Linked DNA regions of Mus musculus: region 1 is linked to region 2. A link is a loop called in an ENCODE intact Hi-C map of the cell type or tissue named here. Cell type or tissue: gastrocnemius. All regions are shown on one strand. Each heading gives the region's core, and the rest is flanking DNA. Links, peaks and the distances in the headings are about the cores only.

Region 1 (6,251 bases), core at 740-5,739, 52 kb before region 2:
CCATCTGCTTTTTTTTTTTTTTTTTTAGCACTGAGGATTGAACCCAGAGCTTCTCACATGCCAGGAGACTCTCAGCCCCACCATCTGTCACTTCAATTACCTGAAAGGTAAAAGAACAAACAAATAAACAAAAAAAAAACAAACAAAAAAGAAAAGAAAAGAAAAAAACCAACAAAGCCCTCAGGGTAAAGAGTTGGGTTCCTTCATGCTATTAAAAAGCCAGTGATATTGTCTGTGTTCTTCATTCCTCACCAGGGAAGGACAACCCCTCCTCTTAACACTGAGCACCACTCCTCTGCTACAACTTGCATGCACTAAGCGGACCTGCCCTCAGAAAAAATGGGGGAAAACCCGTTTCTCATTGTGATCTGTAATGGCTGCCTAGAAGAGCAAGCCACTGTGATGTCAGTTTCAATACCTTCCCAAGACAAAGATGGTGAAAGAATGGAATACAATCATGGAGAAAGACTTAGGTGGCGTTTCCAGAGGCAGACAATATCATGAAAAATTAAATAGTGAACTAAGTCCAGCAAAATCTCTCTCTCTCTCTCTCTCTCTCTCTGTCTCTCTCTCTCTCTCTCTCTCTCTCACACACACACACACACACACACACACACACACTGTTTCACTTATCTTACGCTGAGGGACTGTTCCCCCCCAGTCTATATTTTTATCATTTCTATACCCTATTTCCTGTTTTTTACTTTTGTTTTGTTTCTTAGCAGAGTTTCTTTTCAAAAATTCCAGGCTGGTCTCTGCTGAACCATGGAGATTTGTCCATACCTAAGCCAAAATAGCTGAGAAGTGAGGGTGCCTCTGGGGAGCAGGTGTGGTGGGGCGGGATGGTGCGGGAAGGGAGTGTGGACAGCTGCAGCTGCTGAGGCCTCCCCGCCCCCGGTTTTCCCTTACATGGACTAATGAGAAATCCATATGCTGCCGGAGAAAAATGTCAGGTTTCTTTCCAGACTTCTCGTTTCAGTTCACTTTCTCAGCCTGATCTGGGACCCAAGTCGACATTAAGCTCTGTGTGCTGCTTTGCCAGCAGAGTACCGCAGGCTCTAAAGAGGAGGCACACTTTCCTCCTGAAAACTCCTGCCTTGGAGATGGCGGCTTCTTGACCTACTGACCAACTAACTGGCTTTGTTTGCAGGACATACACAGGCTGGAATGGTGGGGACTGAAAGTGCTGTGAGCAGAAGCTGTTTCAAAGAAGACTAGCCGTTCCTTCCACAAAGACTTAGTACAAGTCATTCCAAGGACATCTATTCCTTGCCTAGTAGAAGTAGGTCCCTATGTGGGACACAGAGGTAAAAACAGGCCTGGCTATCAGCTCTTGCTCCCTGCCTGCCGATATATAGGTGTCAACGTGATGAACAGAGGGGGATGGGAACTCAAGAGCAGTCCCTTAACAAGACCAAGGGTCAAGAACTGCCTCCTAGAAGGTATCTGCTAAACCAAATTCTGAAGGTCGTGGAGATTAGTCAAGTGTCAAAAGTAGCAGTGGGCCCTCTAAGGCCCTGACATACACAAGAGCATGAAAACAACGTGCAGGTGACTTCTCAAGGAATCTAGTGGTCAGTGGAAGGCATGGGTACTGTGGGCTATGAGAAAACAAATGCCATTGGAGAGCAGAGCCAGGGCGGGCATCACAAAGGGCCTTTTATCCAAAACACCTAAGGCACTTGCATGGTGTCCTGTCAATCAGTAGACTCTAATAGATGCGATTTCACCAGCTCTGTGCCCAGGGACATTTATCAAGGTCTGGAGACATTTTGGGTTGTCACAACAGAGTACTAGGGTGTACCCCTAGCATTTCCTAGAAGAGACAAGAGACACTGGTCAACATCCTATATCACTGAGCCAGTCCAGATGTCAACAGTGTGGAACTTGAGGAGCCCAAGAGAAGATGATGGGAGGCCACTGAAGGATTAGGAAGGAGTGGTGAGATCTTATTTATCTTTTGGGATGATTGATCTGCACAATATGGAGAATATGATCATAGTCAAGAAAAGAGGTATAATGCCGGGGCCTAGCAAACACAGAAGTGGATGCTCACAGTCAGCTATTGGATGGATCACAGGGCCCCCAATGGAGGAGCTAGAGAAAGTACCCAAGGAGCTAAAGGGATCTGCAACCCTATAGGTGGAACAACAATATGAACTAACCAGTACCCCCCGGAGCTTGTGTCTCTAACTGCATATGTATCAGAAGATGGCCTAGCCGGCCATCAGTGGAAAGAGAGGCCCATTGGTCGTGCAAACTCTATATGCCTCAGTACAGGGGAACGCCAGGGCCAAGAAGTGGGAGTGGGTGGGTAGGGGAGTGGGGGAAGGGTATGGGGGACTTTTGGGATAGCATTGGAAATGTAAATGAGGAAAATACCTAATAAAAATTTAAAAAAAAAAAGAAAAGAGGTATAAAAACCAGTTGAGAGACTTATGTTAAGGGATAGGAAGCCCTAAAAAGAAGTTTCAAGAAATCTTTGAAACGGGGACTGGAATTGTAGCTCTGTGGTAGAGTGCTTGCCCAGTGCCCCCATCTTTAAAATGTAAAGTCAACATGGCTGCTCACAGAGCACTGTACAAAAGAGGGCAGGGGCACCCTAAGCCCCAGATAAGGCAGCTTCTTTAAGCATATTTGCAAAAGCATCATGTGTGACATTTGGGGACATATTAAGTATGAGATGTTTGTAGGTTACCAAAAATGCAAGTGTCCAGCTGGCAATATGGATGTAGAGATCAGGAGAGAGCCAGGCTAAAAAACAATTTGGGAATTACCGAAGCCATGGGATTAACCAATGTCACTCTGGGAAACACAGTGTACACTGAGAAGAAATTTCTTCAGGTGGAGAAGAGAAGCCTTGGCTGGGATTCAGAATAGGCCAAAGAGAGTGGAATACACAAATTACAGAAGAGTTATAGGAAGAAGCAAGCAACCAACACAGAACAAAGTTGTTAAACCCAACAACAAGAGGTCACAAGAGAGCAGGCAAACAGGATTCCAGATCAAGCAACAGAACACAAAGGTCAATTTGGATTTACAAACCAGGACATTGTTGATGTGCCCTGATGGGAGCAGTTATCGTAAAAGTAACATGGACAGAAACAAAATCAAAGGGTCAGATAGGGTCTGAGAAGGGGTGGAGGCAGTAAGGAGACAGATGGTCTTTTGTATTTTCTCCCCAGAGTTGCCAAGGTGAACTCATTCTGTTTCTCTCTGCTTGGCATTGTTTATGTGTTTTGGGAAGAGAAAGGAGAGATTTAAGGACGCTTACAGGTGAGTGAGCAGAGGCCCGGAGCTCAGGTAGGAAGGACAACTTTTGACACATATTTAAAGTAAAGATATAAGGTCTGCGGTCATCCTGAAGTTCATCACGAGAGAGCAAGAAGTTGGGAAAGTTCATGTTTATAAATTACTACAGGCTTTTTGTAAATAACCAAATATGTCTAAGGGGAACATCACTAGAGAGGCAGTGTTTAAGTCACTTTCCTGTGTCTGTGATAAATACCATGACCAAAATTGACCCCAGGAGGATGAAGTCATTTGACTATATGCCCTGACCATTGTCCACCTTGAAACAGGGGCCCATCCTTGTACCTCTCTCAGTATTTATTACAATGGAAATGCCCGCCAAATACAATGAAGCTGAGCACAATGTTGCCCACCTGTAACCCAGCTCCTTTGGAAGGTTGGGTGGGAAGATTGTGAGTTCTAGGCCAACCAGGGCAACTTTGTAAGATGCACCCCCCCCAACTCAACACACAGAAAGGCACATGCATAAACACACACACACAAAACATGAAGGCCCATGCACATATCAGTACCACAGGAGTAGCACACCATCTGAGGCTCTTAGAAGTCTGAAAAAAGGCCATTCATACATTGTATTGAGAAAACAGGTTTCATGGAAGAATGGGTACTAGATAATAAGAGAGGTGGAAAAAGTATTCCAAGTGAAAATAAAATCTAACAGCAAAGCCATTTTAAGGGGATGTTTGAAAAACAAATTGTTCTATTTGCTGAAGAAAGTTGAAAGTCAGCAAAATGGCAATTGCTCCTTTCATTTAGTAAGCATGTCCTATGTTGTTTGACATCTGACTAAGCATTTAACTGTTAGCCACTGTGAATCTGAACTCCTGCCAGGGTTTTCATGGGAGCTCACTGGTGAGTTTCCATGAATGTTGTGAAGCCCTGTGAAAAATTCTGTGTATGCTGGGGTCCTGGGTTGCCACCAAATTTCCAAAGGGTTATGTAATCTCAGAACCTCAATAGCCATTAGTAAGTATGTGGGATCGTGGGTGATAACCCTGGACCTGGAGAGGGAGGCTCCACATGATGAGACTGACTAGAGACCAGGAGTGAGGACCAGCTCCGAGAGATACAATCACAACAGTATTTTAGTAGAACACTGCTTTGCATACCGACAGACTATGCAAAGTAAGACATAGCTTTGTAAAGATATGAATGCTAGAAAAGAAAGGTTAATGAAAAGTTCGCATGGGACTTTTCTGAAGAAAAATTACAACAACACAGAGCAAACCACTGGCAGTAGATGCCTGGACCACAGGTGCTTTTCTGGTTCACCATCTCTCTACAGAGGCCTCATATGCTGGTTGGCACATTTCTGTTTTTTTCTTTAAGTCACTGTACATTTGCTTCAGAATCTCCCTCCCTGTATGTCCACAAATGAGGGGACTGAGTACTGGTCCTTAGGTAATCTCACATAAAATAGGTTTTCTTCAAAGAGGAACTTTTAAAAATGGGTGTCTTAATTGATCCAGTTATGTTAATATAAAACAGCCATCTTGGCCCAAGACTCCATGTACACTGATAGCTTCTCCTCAGTAGTTATTACTCATGATGGAGTCAAAACTTCCCATCCCAGTAGATTGTGGCTTTCCAGTCTGTTGACTGAGAGATGAAGCCTATGGCTTTCCTCATCTCCAGATTCTGGTGACCCTGGGACGCCGAGGGAAGTGACACACTGGTGAAAGACAGTACAGCTTCACCTGGCTCTCTTGAGCCACTTGCTCTTAGAACTCAGCCACCAAGTACGGAAAGGTGCAGGTCACAGGGAAAAGGACATTTGTGAGAGCTTATTAGCTCCAGCCAACAGACTGCATCGATGGACATACATATAAATGGAGGTTTTCAAGAAACTGTAGCTTCAGGCTGCCTGTGAAGTCACATGAGTTTTTCATGAGAGCCATCTAGCAGAGTCAGAAGAGAAAGAAAGAAGAGTTTCTATCAAGCTACTAAGTAAGGGTATTATTTCTAACAAATCAACATATTACAGGTGTAGTGCCCTACCCTTATTCTCTTCTGCCAAGATTCTTAAGTCTAACAGTGGCAAAAGTCACCACTCTGTTTGGATTTTACTATCATCCACTGCAGTGACTACTGTCCCCACCATTTGATTATGGCTCTCATGCCAGCTAACTATCATCAAAAATCTACTCGCCAAACATAATGCATACTTTTTCTGAAACTTTCTTGATTCATCTATACCACAGGAGAGAATATTAAAAACAACAAAACCCCCACCTGTTCCTACTGCATTGGCTTCAGAAATCTCTCTCTCCTCAACATTCCACCGATACATGACTCATTCCCTTAATTACAGTGTTTCTCAGGATTCCATCTTCTCACTCAGTAGACACTCTCTGAGTCAGATTTACACGGATTTCCTTTCACACGCTTCCGATCTCTAAATGGTGTGATTTTACCCTTGACTACTTCTTTCCGTTTCAGATATATATTCACTTATTCAAAAGTGTCTGTGGAGCTACTGTGGCTGACGATGGCAGTGAGGACTAGGTAAGGCAACCTCATCACACTTATCGTTCTTGTAAGCACGTCAGAAAACATGCAAGGAAGTAATATGACGATGATGGTGGTGGTGGCAGTGGTGACGATGACGGTCTGGAAGTGAGGACAGACACAATAGACACACCGGCTTTCCCTCCCTCCCAAAACCTCAGTAAGGACTTCATTAAGAAATATCGTAAGGATGTAAACAACCCTGAATGCAGAAAGAGGGGGAAGTGATGGTGACTGAGAACTACCCTGCTCAGACCCACAGAGAAGCTGGTGACTGTGGAGGCAGAATCCTAGGGAATAGGGAGTTACGTGGCTGGCAGAGGAACAGGCCATGTATAACTCAAGACTGACAACTGAAAGTGACTTGACTGGCTTGTGACAGCTGAGTAAGTGCCAGGGAAAGCCCAGGCCAAAGAATCGGCTGCCTCAGG
Region 2 (6,251 bases), core at 899-5,898:
CTGTGCACCTCTCCGGTTAAGGGCTGGTGCGAGTAAGTGCCCAGGGCAGGGAAGGTCTAGCTGAAGGGTAGAGTGAGGCCTGGACAGCCAGGCAGGCAGAGGGTTCAGGCTGCTGGCGATTAAGAGCCCTCGAGACAGAAGGGCTCGTGTGCATGGGGCCCTTGCAGAACCAGGGGAAGGACAGCTGAGGAAGATGTAAACCGAGGGCTAGGAGGCAACCCAAATCACCTGCCCCAGGGGCTGCTCATCCAAGCTGGAGAGAAAATCCTGCTGTGGCAGAGAGCAAATAAAGAGGGCCCAGCGGGGCGGCGGGGTTGGGGTAGAGAGAAAAAGTGTGGAAGGCTGCGGTCTAGTCTTCCTTCTTGGGCAGCTGGGAAGAGAAAGCCAGCTTGTTTGGAAGTCGCTGTTCCTTAGAGGGCCTGTGGTGAGCAGCAAATGAGATAATGTGTGTGAGAAGGGTAAAGAGCTGTGAACATGTAAGATGCTATTAGTTAATTAGAATCCTTCAAGCCCATTGATGTTTGAGTGGCTAAGATGGCCTCTATCTGTGGAGCAGAGGGGTTCGGTAGTCGCGGCTGTGGAATTACGGGAGTAGAGGGTGGGTACAGATCATCTAGGGGTATACTGCAGCGTGAGGGGACAGCTGCTGTCTGTCCTTTTGGTTCATCTTATTTGTTTATTCGGCTTCGTTATTATTCCCCCTCCACTACTCATTTTTTGGAGCTCTTTGCTGTAAAGAAAAACAAAATTTCTTTTTTACTTCAAAAAGAGTCCAAAAAGGGAGGAAGCTATCACTTAGGAATCTATTAGATACAGTCGTTGGAGGGTGGAAGTCCTGGAGGGAGAGGGAAAGGGAGAGGGAGAAAGAGTGAGTTGGTGGGGATGTGGGGAGTTAGTTGCTGTGAGTTTATTGATACATCTGCAGTTTTGCCTCAGGTAGGGAACAGCCTGTGTAGTACTGACCCTGACTGAGGATCGTGACTGGGCAAGACTGGGTGGTAGATTTGTTCCCTGGGCAGATGCATCGCTTTGGCCAAGCCAGCATCTCTGTGTGCCTTCATTTCCACTGAATGGTAAAAAAAAAAAAAAAAAACAAAAAAACCCCCAAAACCTGAAAGGCGATTCATTGAGCTAAAGACCGGGACTTTTGCATCCCTGCTGCCAGCTCATCGGGTCTCTAGTGATGGGGATCTTGTCATGAGCCCACTCAACCCTCCCTGGCAGGCTTGAAAAATTCTTTATGCTGAATGGATTTCTGTTTCTGTGCCGTTTGTGCTCCTTGGAGCCATATGGAATAAAATGTCTAACACCGCTTCCACAAATATTTGAAGACTGTGAACACATTTCCTCCTTCCACTCACACCACAAGGCTCCTTTTCTTTAGACTAAACATGCCCAGTTATTTCAAACAGCGAGGTAGTGTGGGACCGTGCAAAGAACTCCAGGAGCAAGAGGGTTCAGCTGCTGGCTTCTGCCGCCTTAGCACAGGGCACCCTGAGCTGCTGCTGTTTCTTGAGGATGAATGGAAAGTCTCACCTAGCCAGTTTCTGTGAAAATGGGGCGTGCTCGGTGTGTGTGTGTGTGTGTGTGTGTGTGTGTGTGTGTGTATGTGTGTGTGTGTGATATGCCCATAGTAGGAACTTAAGCTATGCCAGTTGCTTTGCCAGTTGAGTCACATGATTTACAGAAGGTTTTAGTTTTACCCTAAATACATTCCTGCATGTCTAAATGTTTCTTAATATCGACTCTGTAGAGCAGAGTACTCTCAGTGCTGCCTGAGGAGCAAAAAAGCACAGGATTAGGTTATTCCAAGTATATTTGTGTAACTGCAGACACACAGTAGTTTAAAAATAAAAAACCAAACCCATCTTCCATAGGCTCAATGAAACCCCCCCCCTTTTTTTTTTAAATCAAGTAAAGCTCTAAATCTCTTTAACAAAGTGTTATTAGGTCGAACGGGTTTGCCACATTCTGCCCTTTAGTGGTTTATTCAAATCTGTTACTCTGGCTTTAGAAAGTTGCTCTACCTTGGGTTTGTCCAACCTGTTACAGTGCTCAAAATGGGTTAGAAAACAGAAAGGACGATTGAACCTACGGTAGAAGCCGGGCTGGTGGTCTCTTACTGCTTGCTGCTGTGATACGGTAAATGGAGAAGTTTCTACACTGCTGGTTTTTGCACACATCTGAGGTGCTGTTCTGATGTGAACCATGGTACAGAAGGATGTGAAGGCAACGTCCCGATTCGCGGCTGGCCGAGGCAACTCTGCTGTGGCTCACAACCGCGAACGATAGGAAATGTCTGCTAGAAGTCAGGGTACCGGCAGCAAGCGTGAGCAAGATCTGACTTCATTTATCAACTTTCATGTTTTCTCAGGTGCTCCAAGGGGTTTTAGAACGTAGGTCACATTCTCCTCGCTGCGGAGGAAGCTCCTTCTAGAAATAAGTTAGTCCTGGTTACAAGATTCCCTAACACTTTAGACTTTTAAAAGCCTTTCTCCCAGCCTTAGCTGGTCCCCAGCAGTGCGCGCCTTCCTGCGGCTCAGCCTTTGTGTCCGAGCTGCTACCCGCTTTCTCTCCCTAACCAGTTCTGCGTTCCACGCCATTTCAACCGCATCCCGCCCTTTACCACCCAAGTTATTCCTAGTCACCTCGAGCAAGAAGGATTTCCCTGGGCCTGGACTGGAATTGCTTTTGTGGTTGAGAGCTTTCACCGACTTTCCTCCCCTCCAGGGCTTAACCGTGCCCTCCCCTCCCCCCCCCCCTCTTGTTCCTTGTGGGTAGACTGTTCCCCGGCCTTCAGAATGAGATCCATTGTGGGGCACTCAATCCATTAATTAGAAAATTGCCTTCATCTTAGATGCTGGTGCTTCGGCCTGGTGAGAATGAAAGTGGAATTGTTTGTAAGGCTCAAAGGTTCCATTGACAGCGAATATGAAAATAGATAATGCAGAGGCTTTCCATGCGGGAACTTGTTAAGATCAGAATGGCTTTACTCTGTAGAAAACACCAGTGCAAATTTTGCTAAGTAATTCAGTCTTTAAAAGGTTTGGTTGTTAGTTAATATAGGTAGGTAATCCTCTACTTGTAAAGGGGTGAATTTAAATTGCGGTCTTACAGGATTTAAACATCCGTAGCTTCTCATTTAGGACACATTCCACATTCCTTCTGATGAACTACTCTTTCTGGTCTGCCCTCCACCCCACCTCTCCGCCCCCAGCCCCCAGTCGGCGCTGGCGCCCAAAGGAAACACTTTTTTTTTTTTTTTTAAAGAAAAAAACCAAAGGTTACGGTGCAGAGCCCCGGGTGCTTGGCGAAAGCCGTCCCCTCGGGCTGGAATGTTCTTTGTCTCTGGTAAATGTCTATTCATCACTCAAGACAACCCCTTCCTCCCTCCCCTTAATTACTTCCTCCCCTGTGCGCCCTCAAATTCTTGAACTTATTCATGCGGTATTTGTTAGGGGCCTGCTTTGTTGCCCACCCCATGGCGGGATCTGGGATACAAAAGGTTAATGAGACATGGTTTCAGACTTTGAGGGTCTTAGGCTGAGAAAGAAGGGCCCGACATGACAGAAAATATTCTGAAATCAAAAAGAAAATGTAAAAAAGTGCCACCCTTCGATCCCTCATTCACTTCACAATCTTGTGCATCGCCTGCGGAGGCTCCACACAAGCATTTGTTTCCTGCGGTCCCCGAAGAAGTATACCCTGGACCGCATTACGTGTTCTGATGACCCTCTCTCAGGTGCTGGCATTTTCAGTGTCAGCTGGGTGGTCACGAACTCCCCGAACATGGGAAGATACCCACAGGTTAGATCCCCCAAGGGTTCGACTGACCCATTGCAGTTCTCTGGCCCAATCTTGATCGACTGCACGGTTGGGCTTGGACATTGCAAAGCCAAAGCTGCAGCAAACCAGGCTCCGAAGAGAGGCCTGCAGCGCCCCCGCTGGGCCAGCCTGCGTTCGCAGCATCCCTAGCTTGCCCGTGCCTAGGCTGCTAGAATTTCAGGGAACGGTTCCAAACCTCACACAGGCATCACGATGCTCCGCACTTTGCGAAGGTGTGAAAGATGACTTTTAAGGGATTTGGGATTAAAAAAAAATCTACAGTTTTGTCCGCACCTCTAGGGTGTTTGCACTGTGATTGTGTTGCACGTAAAGGAGGCTTGTGCCCCCAATGAACGGTCCCCAACGCTGCTCCAGAAGGGCGCTGCAGCAGCTTCTGGCATGTGGACCACGTTGTGCTGCGGCAAAGGAAGTGTACCGGTGCCACCGTGGTGGTGACTTTGGCCCATTCTATGTGATCGCAGCCTGTCCATGAATGTGTCCACTTAGCCACTGATACCAGAGAATTTGTCCATTCCCTAGCCATTTAGTGTGCCCTTCCTTCTTTGTTATCATGGGCTAAGGGCTTGGGGTTGCCGCGCATTGGTGACCCGAATTTTTAGATGCGTACTCACTCTTAGGGCTCAAAACACACGTAGGAGGTAGAAAAGAAGTGGGTGCCGCAACAAGAACCCCAGCTTTGGGGTGTTTTATGTCTTCCAGGGTCTAGGGACCAGTGCGTGGTCCAAGGGATATGTTGGGGAGGGACTCTCTCAGACGTTTGTCATCCTTGCCCGCGGCATTAACACATGGGAAGGCTTTCTTCACTAGAATCTGGGGTTCAGGATTAGAGATCTATAAGGAAAGAGGGGGTAGCGGGTCAATACCCCTGGAGGCGCCCACGGGAAAGGCCCCCCCTCTCTGCAGCGGTGGGGAGGGGCTCTGCGGCGGGAGCGAGAAGGAGGGGCGCTGCGGCAGGATGGGCGGGTTAGAGGCGGGGCTCAGTGGGCTTTAAAAGTCGGTGCCTGCTTGCTCCTCTCTGCTTCGGCCACCAGCACATCCCGGTGCTTCTTCTCAGGCGCAGCAGCTTTCCTCTGCGGCAGCCGCACCTCGCCAAACGGCGTAGTGCTGCAGGCTCGCCCGAGTTGCTGCTTGCTGCCTCTGCTGCCGCTGCCGCGGGCCGCCCTGCGCGGACCGTAGGCTGCGCAGACGCCACCTCCGATCCTGTATCGCTGCGGGCGCCTCGGCGCGCCCTGTGATCCGCAATCCTGCGGCGGGCGGCATGGGATAATGCGGCCATGGTGCGCCGAGATCGCTTGCGCAGGTGGGTGCTGCCAGCCCGTGCCGCCAGAGGGGGTGTGGCCGGCCCGCACCCCGGAGATGCGGGAGGCAAAAATCCTTATCCAAAGGTTGCCGCCCAGCCCAAACTCTCGGAATCGCCCTCACTGATGATTTTTAGAACCAGGGTTTAGTCGCGTGAGATTTACGAATTTGAGGATTTTTGCATTAACATGTGAGAATTAGCCTTTTTTTGTCTGGGTCTTCGTTGTGGTACGATTTAGGAGGTGGTGGTGAAGCAACTTAGGATTCGAGAACCTTGGTAATGCCTGGTGTGTTCTAGGATCTTCAGAGCTGGTCATTGTTGTGGCGTGATTTAAGATTTCTAGACCACGGCATGTGATTTAGGAATTCAGGAGCTGAGATTGTCACAGAGCGACTTAAAATTTCCAGGTTCTGGACTCACAATGGCAGGGTTACCGCATAGGTGCGACTAGATCGTGCCGCGCAGTGTGGCCACGGCTATAAGTGTTGTTTGGGAGCCAGAAATGGAAACCCCGGGGGACACCGGCACGCGGCCAGGCTCTTAAAATGTAAAAAGAATTGTTTGCTTTGGTTTGTGGGTGCACAGCGTAGTTCTCAATAAGAATGAGTCAGGTGGGCTGGTTTGGTGGTATTAGATAAATATGTTTTTACATCATTTAAAGCAGTAAGAAATCAAGGCACGTAAAGTTTGTTGTGCGAGTGTGTTGAATTTTTGCTCTAAATCATGGTACCATCAAATATTAGAGAGTGGACTTAAAAATTATTGTTTAAACCTTTTGGTCCGATTGCTAGTTTCCTTGACTGCTAAAAATCTTAAAATGTTTGGGGTATTTTTACCAAGGTAACTAAAGCTGAGAATGGCTGGGGGGGGGGGTTGTCCCCCCTTTCCTGCATGGAGGAGGTGCACTGAGGTATGGTCCGGAGAGCGTGGGTGTGGCACCTCTGTTTCCCTGCGCCAGCAGGAAGCCCCTGTTCACTCTGCAGTAGGCGCCCCTCCCCGGCGTTCTGCTGAGTCACTGCGGATTCAGTGAGTCCAGCAAGGATGCCCCAGAGGCTACATGAAAATGTATGAACAGGTAACAGGACCAAATGGGTTCTGAGGAAAT

What was found. Hi-C counts contacts between places; a loop is a spot of excess contacts. Peaks named below come from ENCODE experiments on the same cell type or tissue, not always from the same donor. Only the 100,000 strongest peaks of a DNase experiment are listed, where the experiment ranks them.
Region 1: a loop joins it to region 2, with 6 times the contacts of the local background. A loop is called at or near these places in 3 of 42 quality-filtered maps.

What each region holds. Positions count from the first base shown.
Region 1 is chr6:30,681,768-30,688,018 of GRCm38, forward strand. The region is part of intron 1 of Cep41 (centrosomal protein 41); the gene reads right to left. It overlaps Gm13782 (a long non-coding RNA gene), which reads left to right. Exons shown (of 5, transcript XR_377397.3): 4 at 29-107; 5 at 1,151-2,552. Among named protein-coding and RNA genes, the nearest start is that of Cep41, 8.9 kb to the right of the region's middle. In gastrocnemius, for the core only: no CTCF peak of the experiment used is centred there; no DNase peak of the experiment used is centred there; H3K4me3 peaks cover 492 bases; H3K27ac peaks cover 854 bases.
Region 2 is chr6:30,733,190-30,739,440 of GRCm38, forward strand. It overlaps Mest (mesoderm specific transcript), which reads left to right and starts at 4,861. Exons shown (of 12, transcript NM_008590.2): 1 at 4,861-5,146. The coding sequence starts at 5,121. In gastrocnemius, for the core only: CTCF peaks have their summits at 3,929 and 5,179; DNase peaks (open chromatin) are centred at 2,275, 2,633, 3,413, 3,920 and 3 more places; H3K4me3 peaks cover 3,881 bases; H3K27ac peaks cover 1,262 bases.